Linked DNA regions of Homo sapiens: region 1 is linked to region 2. A link is a loop called in an ENCODE intact Hi-C map of the cell type or tissue named here. Cell type or tissue: A673. All regions are shown on one strand.

Region 1 (8,000 bases), 330 kb after region 2:
AAAAGCATCACTTGATTGGCTAAAAGGCATCAAAGAAGTGGTCACTCTGGGTGTCAGACTTCACCTGGAACTTGGTAAAGTTCCCCAGGCTTCAGGCTGTCCCTGGCTTGAAGGTGGGGTTTCAACAGGGACCCACCCTTTCCTGCCTAGAACCTGTCTGCCTCCTGCTGCCATCAACACGCTGTCCATGGCATTCAGGCTGTCCATGCCAAGGGGCACCCACAGGCCTGAGCCGAGCCACCCTCAGCCCCCTGGCCTCCCTCCCGTGCTCGTCAGTAACCAAAGTTTCAGTCTCAGAAGCAGTTTCCAGAGCAGACTGAGGCAGCTGGGGGTTGGTGTGTCAGCACCACCCCAAGCATGCACACACCCAGCCGGGTCATGCCAGCACCCAGGCTCAGCTATTGGGACGTGACCACAGCTTTGCTTTGCTGTGGAGTGGGGAGAGGCCAAGGAGTGGGAGCAGGCACTTCTGAGCCTGTGGGGGTAGGGGGCTTCTCGGGCCCCTGAGAGCACAGGGATGCCCGGATCTGGAGCCATGGCTTGGCAGCTGCCATGGTGGCTGGGCTGCATTTGCACCCAGGAGCACAGGCTCCACCCTGCCAACTCTTTGGGGCGTGGGGCTCCTGCTGGATCATCTGTTCCCAGCCCACAGGCTCCATGGAGTCTGGCCATGCCTCCCCTGCAGCAGCTGGATTCCTCCCAGCGGCTGCTCCGGAAGGGCTGCTGCTACCATCAATGAGTTTATAACTTAACAATTACACAAGTAGAAGAAAATGTAAAAGCCAACCTTTATATGCTTTTAGAGACAAAATTTGCTTCCTAAAGGAATGAATCAAATCCAAAGATTCTCATAATTCTGTACTCTTAGTAGACACTGTTGTCATCTTGTCATCAAGGAGATGATGCTGAACAAAGTGGTGAAGATCATCACATAAAGTTCTCCTGAAGATGAATGGTTGCATCTACCTTACAGTTGTCCATAACTGATATGAAATCAGTTTTAAAATCTCATGTTAGAGGTCAGTGCAATTAATAGTATTGTTCCTCCAATAAGGGGAGAAAGGCATATTTTAAATTTAATTATATCACTCAGTGAATATGAGGCTATGTTACTTATTAAAAATAGTAAAATATTCTAAAGTGAAGAATGAGGGAAATGCATGTCAAAATCCAGCATAAAAAGTAGTTGCTTTCTGGAATTTAGAACAGCAGCTCATAGAGGATGCATAAGTATTTTTCCTAAGCTGTATAAAGAGAAAGTACAAATGACAAATATTCTTAGTAACAAATGGCCTAAATTGAAATAAGTAATCCCCTGGCCCTTAAGTAAGAAATTGGAAGCATCTATTGGTATATATCTGTGCTTAAGATAAATTGATAAAAATAATAATAAATGCTGTGACAGGTAATGAAATGAGTACTCAATCATTTTACTTAGCACAATATTAAAATGCTTCTGTTCTGACAGAGGCATGTACCCATCAGGATTATTGATCCTTGTAAAATGTTTTAGGTAGTAAATATATATGTGCATATCTATACATAAGAATTTTGACAAGCTATAAAAAATTAGAGTAGAAATTCTGCCTCATCTCATTTATTTAGATCAATTAATAACTAAAGATCTCATTTGCTCTATTAAGAAAGTGTGAGCTATTAAGAAAGTGTGGGCTGGGCGAGGTGGCTCACAGCTGTAATCCCAGCACTTTGGGAGGCCAAGGTGAGCAGATCACTTGAGGCCAGGAGTTTGAGACCACCCTGGTCAACATGTCAAAACATCGTCTCTACTAAAAATACAAAAAGTATCTGGGCATGGTGGCACATGCCTGTAACTCCAGCTGTTCAGGAGGCTGAAGCATGAGAATCACTTGAACCAGGGAGGCAGAGGTTGCAGTGAGCCAAGATTGCAACACTGCTCTCAAGTCTGGATGATACAGCCAGACCTTGTGATAAAGAAAAAAAAGAAAGAAAGTGTGTTTCTGTTGTGGTTTCCTTTCACTCCAAATATTTCCACAGCTTTGCCCATCCACAGGTGGTCTATCACAAACTTAATTCTCATTGTCATGCTTATTAACTGTTGAAACTTGATGTTAGAAGTTACTAGAGACTCTGTTCCATTTATGAGCAATGCCCCTGCCATTCCAGATCTCTGACTAGGGTTGCAGAGGTGCTCCCACCTGCCCGCCAGGACTACAACTGTTTGACACTGCCGTGTTCTGGATTTTGTTTCTCTAAGATCAACACTTGACCTCTGAGCTAGGAGGAGTCCTTCATAACAATAATATTAATATACTCCAACTTGAAACATTCCCATCAGATTGTGGTTGATATGTTACCCTCTTAAGCTCTCAATCTTCCTATTTATGTCACCTACCAATTCTCATTCTTATTTCACTCAGTAAGCTTTTGTATTATAAACATAATGTCTTCCCCTAAGCATGTCATTATTCTTGGTAATATCAGCCTCTATGTGACTGTCTCATTCAACACCTGACCTTTGATTTTCTTTACTTTCTCATTGCAGATGGCATTTTCTTGTGCTCTGTCTCACAATCACTCCCCTGGTTGTTAGCTTCTGGAACTTGTGATTATCAGAAGCTACACAGTAACTTAATTTTCCAAAACTGACATCACACTTTCTGATCAGTTTTTAACATTCATCCTGATTTCTGGTCCATGAAATTCAAACTCCTTATCCTGCTCTACAAAGTCTCATCTGATCAAAGGTTATATCTGCTCTTTCTATGCTAAGGTTAAATCCACACCTTCCACTTTCCCCATTGGAACCCATGCTGTCTCATCTAATCAAGGACTTTTTCCCACTTAACCACTCTGTCTTATATCAGTGTTCTCCATCTACATAATCATTTCCATTAACATGTTGTCGTATTTCCATCTGAAAAAGCAAAATCAAAAACAACAAAAAACTTCCTTGATCCCACATTTCCTTTGTTCCTCTTGAAAGCAAAACTCTTCAAAAGATGTCTGTAATCATTGACTCTACCTCCTCTTCTCCCCCCATTCCTTTTGATCCTTTTCCAATTAAGCTCTTGTTTGCACTGCTCTAAGGAAACTTCTCTTGGCAAATTTCCTAATGTAGAAAAAGAGTTTTATAACTTCTGCAATACTAATTCATCCTTGACTAAAAATTGGACTTGAAGCCACAGACAAGAGACTTCAATTAACATTTATCAGAAACCTCGAATAGAATTTGAAGGATCTTAACCGAGACGCTTGGAGAAGACAGTGCTGTTACTTAGCCTATATAACGGGTATGATTACATAAGAAAAAATGTTTTCAAGTCATCACATACATGTATTTTTCATAAAATTTAATTTAAATTTATATTTTCTCTGCCTAATTTCATAGAGTTGTGTCTAAGTGTATTTGCTAAGAACTCTCAAGTAATGCTAAAAGGGTTACTTTATTGTTTCCAAAGACTGTGAATGTAAACTTTAAAACTGCTAAGGTTTGTAGAGGTTTGTGACAGGAAATGACTTTTGTTAAAATATGTCCTATAAAAATAATTTAACTCATTTAGAGTGTAAATATGTTTGTTACAGGAAGTTATAATAGTTAATTAGCAATCTACACCACTGACTTTCTCTAATCTTATTCATAGTTAAGTGGCTTGACTTTGCTTATGAGTCAGCAAACATTTGATACCCTTTTTTTTCACTTTCTCCCTGAGTCCATTCGTAATAAAACTCTTGATTCGAAAAAAGCAATACATAATGAGATTTGTTTTCCTATCACTGACTTCTACTTTCCCAAATCTAATGGATAATTCACACCTAACTTATGTGGCTTCTTAGCTAATCATTTCTACTTTCCCAAAGCCTTTCTTCATGTTCTTCTGATTTTCCAATGACTATATTGGCTGCTCCTTCTCACACTTCTTCATCAAAGCCTCTTCATCCTCCCCAACCTCCCCACTGGGATCATACCTAATTAGTCTTCTTTTCACTAACTTTTGTCAGTTCAGTCCTATCTATGCAATTCAAATTTAATAGCTCCAGGATTCACCTCTTCTCTGAACTCCTGAACCATGTTCCAATCACTGCTCAGCTTTTCCCTTTGGCATCTTAGGCGGAGTCTTGCTCTGTCACTCAGGCTGGACTGCAGTGGCGTGATCTCAGATCACTGCAACCTCCGCCTCCTAGGTTCAAGTGATTCTCATGCCTCAGCCTCCTGAATAGCTGGGATTACAGGCATGCGCCACCATGCCTAACTAAGTTTTTTGTATTTTTAAATAAAGATGGTGTTTCACCATGTTGGCCAGTCTGGTCTGCAACTCCTGACCTCAGGTGATCTGCCCACCTTGGCCTCCCAAAGTGCTGAGATTACAGGCGTGAGCTACTGCACCCGGCCCAAACCTCCCATTTTTCTAACCTAAACCCCTTCCTTCCTTCCTTCCTTCTTTCCTTCCCTCCTTCCTTCCTTCCTTCCTTCCTTCCTTCCTTCCTTCCTTCCTTCCTTCCTTCTTCCCTTCCCTTCCCTTCCTTCCCTTCCCTTACCTTCCCTTCCCTTCCCTTCCCTCCCTTCCCTTCCCTTTCCTTCCTTCCTTCCTTCCTTCCTTCCTTCCTTCCTTCCTTCCTTCCTTCCTTCCTTCCCTCCCTCCTTCCCTCCTTCCTTCCCTCCCTCCCTCCATCCTTCCTACCTTCCTTCCTTCCTTCCTTTCTCTCTCTCTCTCTCACTGTCTGTTTCTCAAGTATGTAATTTATCAGCTTGATATCAACTACTTTACCTCTCATACTCATTATTATTAACAATATACTACAAAATTATATTCCCTCTGCATCTAAAATCCATGCATCTAAAATCTGACCACTCATTTCACTCTTCATGCTATCACCATGGTCTTAACTGCCATCATTTCTTGGCTGGACCATGCGTTTACTTTCATTCCATTGTCAAGTATGACCTCAAGTGATCGTTTTAGAATATAGATTATTTCACTCTCTCATTTAAAACCATCCCATGGAATTTCAACATGTTGAAATTATAATAAAAATAATTGCTATGGCCTATAAGACTATTAGTGACTTGGCAATGGCTATCTCTTAAATTCCAGCCACACTAGCCTTTTTGTTGCCTCTCAAGAGAGACTGTTCTTACCTTATTTCATTTGCACACACTATATCTTCTATCCTGAAATCTCTTTTCATAGTCATTTAGATGGATAATTCTCTCAGTTTACTTCTCTTTAAACATTACCTCCTCAAAGTGGACTGTCCCAAACAATGTTTAGTTTTTCTTTATTTTGAGACAGGGTCTATGTCACTCAGGCTGAAGTTCAGTGGCATAATCACAGCTCACTGCAGCCCTGCCACAGGTATATACCACCACACCCAGTTAATTTTTTAAGATGTTTTATAGAGATGAAGTCTGTTGCCCAGGCTGGTCTTGAATTCCTGGGCTCAAGCAATCTACCTGCCTCAACCTCCCAAAGTGTTGGGATTACAGGCATGAGCCACTTTGCCCAGCCTCCAAACAATGTTTCTTAAGTAAAATCCTGTCGTTCTCTATCTTCGGAACCTGCTTTACTTCCTTAAATGCAATTCTTATTCTCTGATGTTACAATTCAATTTTAATATTGTTTATTTTATATTCATCTCTGTCACAATAACCTAAAGGACTTGTTCTTTTGGCTCACTGCTGTACTTACACTTAGAACAATGCCTGGCATTAAGTAAGAGCTTAATAAATACTTAATTGAATGCATGGCCTAGCCACTGTCAACTTCCATGCCTTCTTTCCTCTTGCACTAAGTTCTAGCCACATATGTCTCATTTTAATTCTCTTATGTTATTAGTCTTGTCATTTCAAACCCTTTGCTAATGTATTCACCTCTACCTGAAGCAATGTCCCTTTTTCCAAACTTTTTTTTTCTTTTTATGGTTGATTTAATATATTTCAAATATTTGGCTTAAAAATTACTCTGCATTACAGCCAGGCATGATTGCCAATATAACATCCATTGCTCTCACTATTCTTTTATGTTGTTTTGTTTCACACTATTGTTATTATTTGCTTTTTAAGTTGTTCAGTGTCTATATCCTCCATACTAAAATATCCTCTGTCATGATTTGAATGTCGCCTCCAAAACACATGTTGAAATTTAATCGACATTGTGATAGTATCAAGAAGAGGGACATTTAAGAGGTGATTCATGAGAATCATGAGAGCTCCATCTTAATGAATGGATTAATGCCATTATCTCCAGAGTGAGCTCCAGATAAAAGGATAAGTTTGGCCCGCATTTTCTTTCTCTGTCTCACCATGTGATACCTTGTGCCATGGGATAGCCCTTGCTAGATGCTGGTACCATGCTCATGAATCTCCCAGCCTGCAGAATGGTGAGCCAAATAACCTTCTGTTCTTTATAAATTACCCAGTCTTTGGTATTCAGTTATACCATCACAAAATGAACTGAGAAAACCTCTATATAAACAGTGATTATATCTGCATCACTCATCAATGTGAATAGCATTGTGAATATATACCCGGGCAGAAATTATGCACTAAATAAATGTCTATTGAAAAAACAAATATACAAAAGAGTGGTGGGGCCAAAGAGACTACTAACATCAATCACCTGTGATGTCAAGACAACTTATCCTCTAAACTCTAAGGTCTTTTTCTTTTTTCTTGTCTTTTTGAACTCAGTCTACCAGGCTCCAGTCTCTATTCTTCTTTCTTCAATTAATTTTAGTTTTTGTATTTTATTATACTTTCTTATTCTTCCTTATCACTGGGCTTGAACTCACCCCAAATTTAGGAAACAAAATTCAGAGTTTTGTCACATTCTGTACAGAAGAATGACATTGTGCAACATGGCCTTGGGCCTACCTCCTTTTCTAGGGCTCTGCATGTAAGAACAGAGACGAAGTAAAGAGATTCTATTACTAATTCTAGAATAATAAATGCCTTTTCCTATTTATGCACACATAAAAAGATGACTAAAGTGGTCCCTTAGAACAGTGTTCTTAAAGTATTTTTGAGGGATGTCCCACATTCTTTAATACATGTCATGTCACAGCCCAATTCGTACCCAAATATGCAATTGTTTATATGTGCACATGCAAACACAATTTGAAGAAGTTTTATGAAAATATTTTCTTACTACATGTCCATGTATTCTTATATTTTTACTTCTCTCTTTTTTCCTCATTTCCTTTCTAGGTTACTTAAAACATGTAATTAGGACTCACTAAATTAGGTTTATGACCCACCAATGGGCTCCCAACCTTCTCTACACTTACATTTGAAAACCATTGCTTTTGAAGATACAGGAGATCCATTCCTAGACTGCAAAGTACTCAGGTCTCTGTCACTATAGGAAGCAGCTGGCTGACTCTGATTTTAACACATACACACATATTTAGCTACGTAGACACAAACACAAATATTTCTCTTAATAATAGTCCTTGGAGGTAATCTTTAAAAAGGGAAGATGATGGTGATTCCAGCACAGAAGCTTGTGAAGGTGCTTTCCATATCATTTAAACAAGACCACCTTTATGCCAAAGGAGAATTTCACAGTAGCAGTAAGAATTTGGGGAATGGGCTGGGTGCAGTGGCTCATGCCTGTAATCCCAGCACTTTGGGAGGCCAAGGCGGGCGGATCACGAGGTCAGGAGTTTGAGATCACCCTGGCCAATATGGTGAAACCCCATCTCTACTAAAAATACAAAAATTAGCCAGAAGTGGTGGCACGTGCCTGTAGTCCCAGCTACATGGGAGGCTGAGGCAGGAGAATCAGAGAATCGCTTCATCCTTGAGGCAGAGGTTGCAGTGAGCCGAGATTGCGCCATTGCACTCCAGCCCGGGCGACAGAGCGAGACTCTGTCTCAAAAAAAAAAAAAAAAAAAAATAGAATTTGGGGAATGAGCCATGAGTTCTGCCAAGAAAGCTCTGGTGGAAGACACTCACTATTAAATTGTATAAGCTTAATTTACCCAAAACTACTATGAAGTAGGCCTATAAAATTCAGATA
Region 2 (8,000 bases):
ACACTGACAATTTTCATAGTCCCTAAGTACTCAATTTGTGTTCTGTTTATTACTGACCTGTCCATAAGACTTCTTATTTCTACCTCCTATCAGTTACACAGTTTTTTCCCTACAAATTTTTTCAATTGTAAATATGTAGCTATGTTTATAAGCAAATGAAAGCATCTAACTGTGCATATTAAAACAAAGTTAATCTCTCATATAGCTAAAGAAAAATTATGTTCCGGAAAAAGCACAAATATTAAATTGATCACATAAACAACTATAAATTTCCATGGTCCAATTTTTCAACTATCCATGTATTTAAGACTAACTAACATCAATGATTCATTTAAAACCAAAACACATGTCGTCATGATATCACAACATCACACTAAAATAATATATGATTTGTAACTCATAATAGCAGGGGCAGTCTTGTTCCCATTTCCAGGCTCCAGTGAAGTTTCCACTATTCCTCAATGAAATCCCAGGTTTATTTCTAGAGGCCCATGGGTATTTACACTTTTCCTTGTGTGTTGTTGAGTATACCAAAACAGAACTGCCAGCCATTAGCCCATGGCTTTTCTGCCTACGTGAAAACAGCAGGATTATAGTACAAAGGGCAGAGACCTAAGCCAAGATTATGTGCTAAGAAGAACGGTAAGAGCATAAGCCCGCTGAATTACTGGCACCTTATGATCCTGGAACTGAGAGCCCTGACAGGGTTTGATCCACTATTTTGGTTCTTTCTGCTCTACCTCTGCCCATCCCTCCTAATGCAGATAAAATTCATTCATTCTTTCACTTTCAAGTATTTGCAGTCACGCATCCCTTAACAATGAAGGTATGTTCTGAGTCATTAGGCAATTTTGTCATTGTGCGAACATCATATATTTAACTTATACCAACCTAGGTGGATCTCTTACTACACACCTAGGCTATATGCTATAGCCTACTGCTCCTCAGTACAAACCTGTACAGCACGTTACTGTACAAAATTCTGTAGGTAACTGTAACACAATGGCATTTGTGTATCCAAACATATCTAAACATAGAAAAGGTACAGTAAAAATGTAGTATAATAATCTTATGGGGCCAGGCACAATGGCTCACGCCTGTAATCCCAGCACTTTGGGAGGCTGAGGCAGGCAGATCACCTGAGGTCAGGAGTTCAGGACCAGCCTGGCCAACATGGTGAAACCCCCGTCTCTACTAAAAATACAAGCACTAGCCAGGCATGGTGGCACATGCCTATATTTCCAGCTACTCAGGAGGCTGAGACAGGAGAATCACTTGAACCCAGGAGGCAAAGGTTGCAGTGAGCTGAGATCACGCCACTGCACTCCAGCCTGGGTGACAGAGCAAGACTCTGTCTCAAAAAAATTAAAAATAAATCTTATGAGACTACCATAATACATGTGGTCCTTCTCAATGGAAACATCATTATGCAGTACATTAGTGTGTTAAGTATCTACTACGTATCACACATCATTTAAAAGGCTAAAAAAAATGATATACAAGGAAACAAATGTAAAGAGCCAGAACCTGTTCCCACTTCCACAAGTGACATATTTTTGTGAGTGACAGGAAGCCTTCCCTATCTTCTACTTCCACTCCCCTACCCCTACCACCACTATAGCTTCTTCATCTTTTAGAAAGTCTATTATCCCACCATTAGACACAGAGGGCATCTATTGCACAAACCTGTATTTAATCCCCTATATGTTAGGCCTGATGATGTAACCTAAAGGCCTATTTAATTTTATTTTATTTGAGACAGAGTTGTGCTCTGTTGTCCAGGCTAGAGTGCAGTAGCAAGATCTCGGCTCACTGCAACCTCCACCTCCTAGGTTCAAGTGATTCTCATGCCTCAGCCTCTCCAGTAGCTGGGACTACAGCCGTGCACCACCATGCCTGGCTAATTTTTGTAATTTTAGTAGAGACTAGATTTCACCATGTTGGCCAGGTTGGTCTCGAACTCCTGGCCTCAAGTGATCCACCCACCTCAGCTCTCCAAAGTGCTGGGATTACAGGCATGAGCCGTCACACCTGGCCTAAATACCTTTTCATGTTGTTGAGATTCTTACAGATATGTCATTATGTTTCAAAATACAAAGGATATAGAAAATAGAACACAATTTTCTAAATCATGGCTTTGAAATGGATCTTCACATTCCACACAGAGTAAGTGAAGGGTATTTGTTCACTCTTAATGGGTTGTAGCCACTCAAACTGCGTTACCACTACACTGATGATGATTTACCTGGCTTTGAGAATCTCAACTGTTGAGTAAGGGGGCTAAACTTTAATTTTTAGTAACGATTGCAGCCTGAAAACTGCTAGAACACTAGATTGAATAGTGTTCTCTTTTATTATTAAAAGGAGTTCCCTGACACTTTCATGTTGTGTAACAGAAACTGCATTTTAGGGATTGGGGGAAGTGGTTTCTAAATATGGCAGTAGGTTAAAGTCACCTGGACAGTTTTACAACACTAGTGTCATCCCTAGAGATAGTGACTGAATTGGTCTGGGGTGTGGCCTTGGCATCAGCATTTTTTAAAGCTTCTAGGTAACGTACAGCCAAGGTTGAGAATCACTGCCCTAGGGTCTCAGGTTTAACCTTACCAGTCATTCCAAAAATTCAGAATTACAGTTTCTTTTTCCTGAATTTTCAGAATCTTAGCGCTAACTTTCTAACTTCAAGCCTTGTGGCCCTATAATAGGGTGGCAAACTGCTGATGAAAATGAAAGCACAGAGAAAAAAAAAAGCTTTTGAACTCTGGGTATGAAATCTGTCAAGAAAGACATTTCTTGAGGTAATGTTGTTTTGAACTCCTGATATTTAAAATAGCCTCTTTCATGCCTTTGCTGCAACCCTCAATTATGGCCATTTTTTTTTTTTTTTGAGGAGGTGGGAAGAGGGAGGTAGGGAGAGACAGGGAGAGAGAGGGAGAGAGAGGGAGAGATAGGGAGAGAGAGGGAGAGAGAGGGGGAGAGAGGGGGAGAGAGGGGGAGAGAGGGGGAGAGAGGGGGAGAGAGGGGGAGGGGTGGAGAGAGAGAGAGAGAGAGACACCAAGACCCCTACCACCACCACAGACAGTTTAGGATTTTAAATGCTCAGGGCAGTTGGATTTAATTTGACGATTAGAAGTCAGCCTGTTTGTCAGTTATCAGTCAGGCAGTCATAATGACTCTGCACAGTTACAGGCACTGTTGGGAATTTGGAGGTAAAGAAAACAAAATCAGCAAAAGCATTTTGCCCCAGAGGCCGGGAGACTCCTGCAATAAGTGTAAGTGCAATAAGCTCATCCCGGGCATTCCAGCTTAATTCCCCTCTCCATTCAGTTTGTAACTATGATAAAGCTAATCCCTGCTAGCAAAATGATTAATGCCTACAATGGGTTTAAAGCTGATGCTCTAAACTAGTTTAAGATAATTTTTGCTTTTAAAATGTCACCTTCTGTGAGGTGTCTATGCTTCTTTTATGGTATGCAGCAGGGTTTGCCTGGTGTAATATTTACATGGTTGGCTTATGCCACTTACTAGAGTAGGTGGTTGCTGAGGACCAAATTCACGCCACACTTCTTTTTGTACCCACAGATGTAGCACACAGCATTGTACAAGGTAGGCTCTGGAAAAGAGTCATGGAATTGAATGTAATTTTGTTTTGTTTTTTTTTTAACTGAATAATAAAACCTCTTTGTAAGGAAGCTGGGTGAGTAGAGAGCAAAAGAAGGAGAGACAGATGGACATAACAAGCTTTACAAAAGGGCCTAAAAGCTTTTTTTCTCTTATCGATCCATAATTCACCAACAATCAATTCTAACTAGATTTTCCTGCTTCCACTGGAAGATGAACAAAATTTCTATTGTTGGAACTTCATACAGATACGTATGTATCTTGAAAAATGTCTATGCTATTAAGGGACCTCAGCAAATTTATCTTTAGTTATTAAAAATCTAATATTCTTTTTACCCAGAAGCAATATTAGAAAAGGTTGCAACTATGCTTTACTATCAAATATTGTAAAATTTGGAAACCGAAGATGGTTATTGCAGAGGTAATTTCATCTAAGTGCTCATGGCACTGAATTTCATCTCCATAGCACAAATAAATGACACATCTTAACTCTCGGCCACCTTTAACTACATTCCTGCTACACATTCCATCAGCACCTGGGCTCTGAAGCTTTCACCATTTCATGAATAATTCCAGACTAAGCTTGATCATCTTTTTCTCATGTCAGTAAAAAAGAAGAGAAAAAAAAGAGAGGGAAGAAAGGAAAACAAATACAAGAGATCAATTGCTAGATAGTATATTTTATAAGTCTCTAGTGTAGTATCTGAAATGTCTACATATAATTATGCGTATTAAAAGTGTTGAATACATTATCAGAAGAGTAGAAGGTAGATGTCAGAAGAAATATACCAGTGTAGATCATTATAAAATATTCTATGCAGACAAGCTGTTGAAAATAAAAACATTATAAAAGGAATACTATAGATATAAGGGGAGAGGCAAGCATTTCCTTTCACCTAAAACCAGAATATTTCATTATTCTGTAGCCAAGCGGTAGGGGCTGCTTTTTCTTCCACAAAGTAAAGCTTACTGAATGCTTTTTCTTCTATCATAGAAAATTGATTATACCACTGTTGTCAATATAATTAAATGAATAACCAAAGGTTATAATACTAGCATATAGAACCCTTTGCTTACTGTACTTTAGATATCAAAATAGAAAATACAGCTGCATAGTTCATATTCATTATCAGTTTCCTCTGAAAAAATGTACATAATTAGATTTTTACACAAAAGTTTTAAAACTCCAGTCACATCAGCAGGTTTTGACTACTAATGGAAAATGGAATTGATGCAATTATGTGAAACAGTGGCAGGAAGCATGGCTTTTAAAAGAATCAGCTTAAAGAAAAAAAATTCCAGTTGCATGTGCATTAAAGCTGTCAAAACTCTAAGCTAAAGATCCGCTCTCTGTGCCAGCTAAACCCCTGCCCGACTCCGGAAAGTAACTTTCTGAAGCCATGCCAAGCCCTCTGCTTGAAAATAACATCTTAATTGGTTTCTTCTAATAAAATTCAAAATGCTCTTTTGGTGATGATAATACACTCATTGTTTTATTCCTGCTTAATGTTCTGGTCTCTTGGAATGTTTTGAGCATTACTGTTCAGGAGAAAGGAAAAAGCCCTTGAGCCTGAATTTATGGAGCGACAATCTGGCTGGATGGACCAACAAAGTTGGAGGCTTTTGATGCCAGAAAGATTGTTTTTATAAACAATCTATAAGGGTGGTTCTATTTAATGTCAGATTCCTATATAATGGCAATGAGACTCCAATCTCTTCCTATTAACTGCATCATTAGTATGTAATAATGTTTAGTTGTGAATACAGAACTAGACTGTTTAGAGAATACTTAGGGCTCTGACTGGCAACTGACACAAATTAAATTATTCGATAATTCTTTTCAAATCAAGGGGTAATTTAAGTCATAAGGTTTTTCTTCTGCTTGAGTTATGATAACTAGCGTACATCTATCTACAAGGGCAGACATGTTATTTAAAAGGCTCCAACGTATCCACCATACCATATCTAAACTTCTGCATGCCTTATCATCCTGTTAAGTTTCTTTATTAAAAGTTGTTCAATTCAGGCTGTTGAATAGTTTGTTTACACATGGACTCTAATTATGTAACGAAATTCAATAGAAAAATATCATTTGTATAATATTTATACAAGCCAATTTTATAACCACTTTGCTACTACTCACTAATTCCATTAAACAAGAGATCCCTGTCTTAAGAATTATAGTTGCATTGGAATTGTCTTTTCACATGTAATAGTCTGTATCATTTAAAATAAACTGTGATCACATATATTATTTCTACTTGACTCAATTACAAGGAAGGTCAAGCAAGAATACTAGGACGTTCAACTCCCCTTACTCTCAGTTTCTAATTTTGTTACTGCTGTCTTAAAATCTTCAGACCCGTTGTGTTCACTATCAAATTTCAGCGATGAATGAAGTGCCAGCTTGGTGTACTTCACACAGTTTGTACAAAGTTATGTCTATTTACAAAAGAGAAAAGGTCTTTTCTAATTTAACTTTTGTGAAATGAGGATTTTGGAAAACTGAAGCACATAATTAAAGACTACATTTCATATGCTATAATTGAGATTCTGCTCGCTCTTTGGCAACTGACGCTAACTATAGTAACACTAGCAACTTGGGTTGCAAGACTTCGCTGGCTGGAAAAAAAGAAAAGCAGGCGTAGAGAGCAAATTTAGGTACTTATCTTATTGATGCTTTACATATTATGTGCCCCATTGACTCCCTTTACATCCCCGTTATCTGTGCTAGGGATGGATTACTTCCTTTTTGCGGGTTGCTATTCAACAACTCATTTTGTTCTCACTATCACCAGCTGTCAGAAAAATGGGAGGGAGACAGGGCTCAAATTCACAAGTCACCAGAGTTTCTTGTCCTGGTCCTCAGCTTGCTTGCACTAAAAGCTGTCACTATATAAGTGTTACAATAATGTTTTAAGTAATAAAGTGTTCACCAAACTAATGATCCAATTATATAATTACAAATCTGTGGTTATTCATAAATTTAAAATAAGAAAACATATAAATAATGCATTTAAAATGATACCAGGAATACAACAGCTTTTTTCTGACTGAACAGTTTTTGTTATATGAATATACAAGAGAGTATACACTTAGGAAAGACTAAAACGGTATTCAAATATAATGTAATTTTACTCATAGACGATGTGAGTGTGTGTATGTGTGTGTGTGAGAGAGTTCTGCATTTATTTTTACTCAGATATATATCCTCTCTCCATAATTAATTCTATCTGTAGAAAGTCAAAATCTATAAGGAAATAAGTTTTTCCTAAAATAATTTAGAAGTTGCTTCTTCAGAGCTATTAATTCTACATAGAGTTAAGGTTTTCTTTCTGCTGGATCAACATTCTGTCTCCCTTCTCTGAGGAACAGAAATCTTCTGTAAAATTACATTGCTGTAACTCCCTGAGTTTATCTATTCCATATAGACTAGAGACTTTACATTAGCCATTATATTACAAATAAGGTTAAATATAAGAGCAATCTTGTATTCAAAATTCAAAGTCTGGTACCTGATCATTTTTATCAGAAAATAGTTGTACTAAGGTAGTAATTTAGAAATTAATTAGGTAGAATGTTTTATACTTTTATTATCAAGAATCTTAAATGCTAGCAAGCGTTAAAGTTGAGTAAGGCAAGAATATTTAGCATTTTCAGTGGCATCAGTTCAAACCAGAACATAAGATTACTTTAATGGATTTTTCACTCTAAGGCAATACATAAATGAGCAGAGTGGAATATTCTAGGGATTGACTAAGGGGAATATGGAATCCTGATGTACATAGCACATCAAACGAGCTCTTGATTACAAGAGCAGTAACTTGGGGAAGGAAAGACAAGACTAGTATGTTCATTAATTTGCATGAATTAGAGATAAATGAAAATATAAATTATTCTTATTTATGTATTGCCTCAATCTTCGCAAAGAGAATTGAGAGGCACTTAAAATATGGTGTTGAACAGATTTAAAGCCTGATATATAATGATCCTCAAATTACTGCTGAAAATCAGCAGTTAATTAAAAATGTAAGGTATGTTAAAGCTACAGTGTTGTACATACTTGGAGAAGAAATATCATGAAGCAAGTTGTTAATACTCATATTAATAGCCTTGCATTTCTGCAGATTTTGTAACATACATTTGCAGGGTATCTCTGATTCTATACAAGCACTGCTCATAATTAATTTTTCTCTTCTTATACCATTTTGTCTTCTAGTCTTGTCAATGCCACCATTAAGCTGTAGAACCTTAACCAAGAGCTTTAGCCTCCATGCCAATTTACTTCATAGGCATTCTATAATAAATTAAATAATAAGGGAATTATTTGAAAAGTAAAAAGCATTTTACAGAAGTAACATATCCCTATTGAGAGCTTA

Evidence for each region. A loop is a pair of places that touch in the nucleus more often than their neighbours do. Peaks named below come from ENCODE experiments on the same cell type or tissue, not always from the same donor. Only the 100,000 strongest peaks of a DNase experiment are listed, where the experiment ranks them.
Region 1: a loop joins it to region 2, with 3 times the contacts of the local background. A loop is called at or near these places in 2 of 110 quality-filtered maps.

The regions. Positions count from the first base shown.
Region 1 is chr7:81,233,126-81,241,125 of GRCh38, forward strand. No RefSeq gene overlaps it. Among named protein-coding and RNA genes, the nearest start is that of SEMA3C, 320 kb to the left of the region's middle. In A673, no CTCF peak of the experiment used is centred here; DNase peaks (open chromatin) are centred at 3,136, 3,586, 4,016, 4,666 and 2 weaker places; H3K4me3 peaks cover 377 bases; H3K27ac peaks cover 1,777 bases.
Region 2 is chr7:80,902,304-80,910,303 of GRCh38, forward strand. The region is part of intron 2 of SEMA3C (semaphorin 3C); the gene reads right to left. Among named protein-coding and RNA genes, the nearest start is that of SEMA3C, 13 kb to the right of the region's middle. In A673, no CTCF peak of the experiment used is centred here; a DNase peak (open chromatin) is centred at 4,968; H3K27ac peaks cover 418 bases; H3K27me3 peaks cover 980 bases.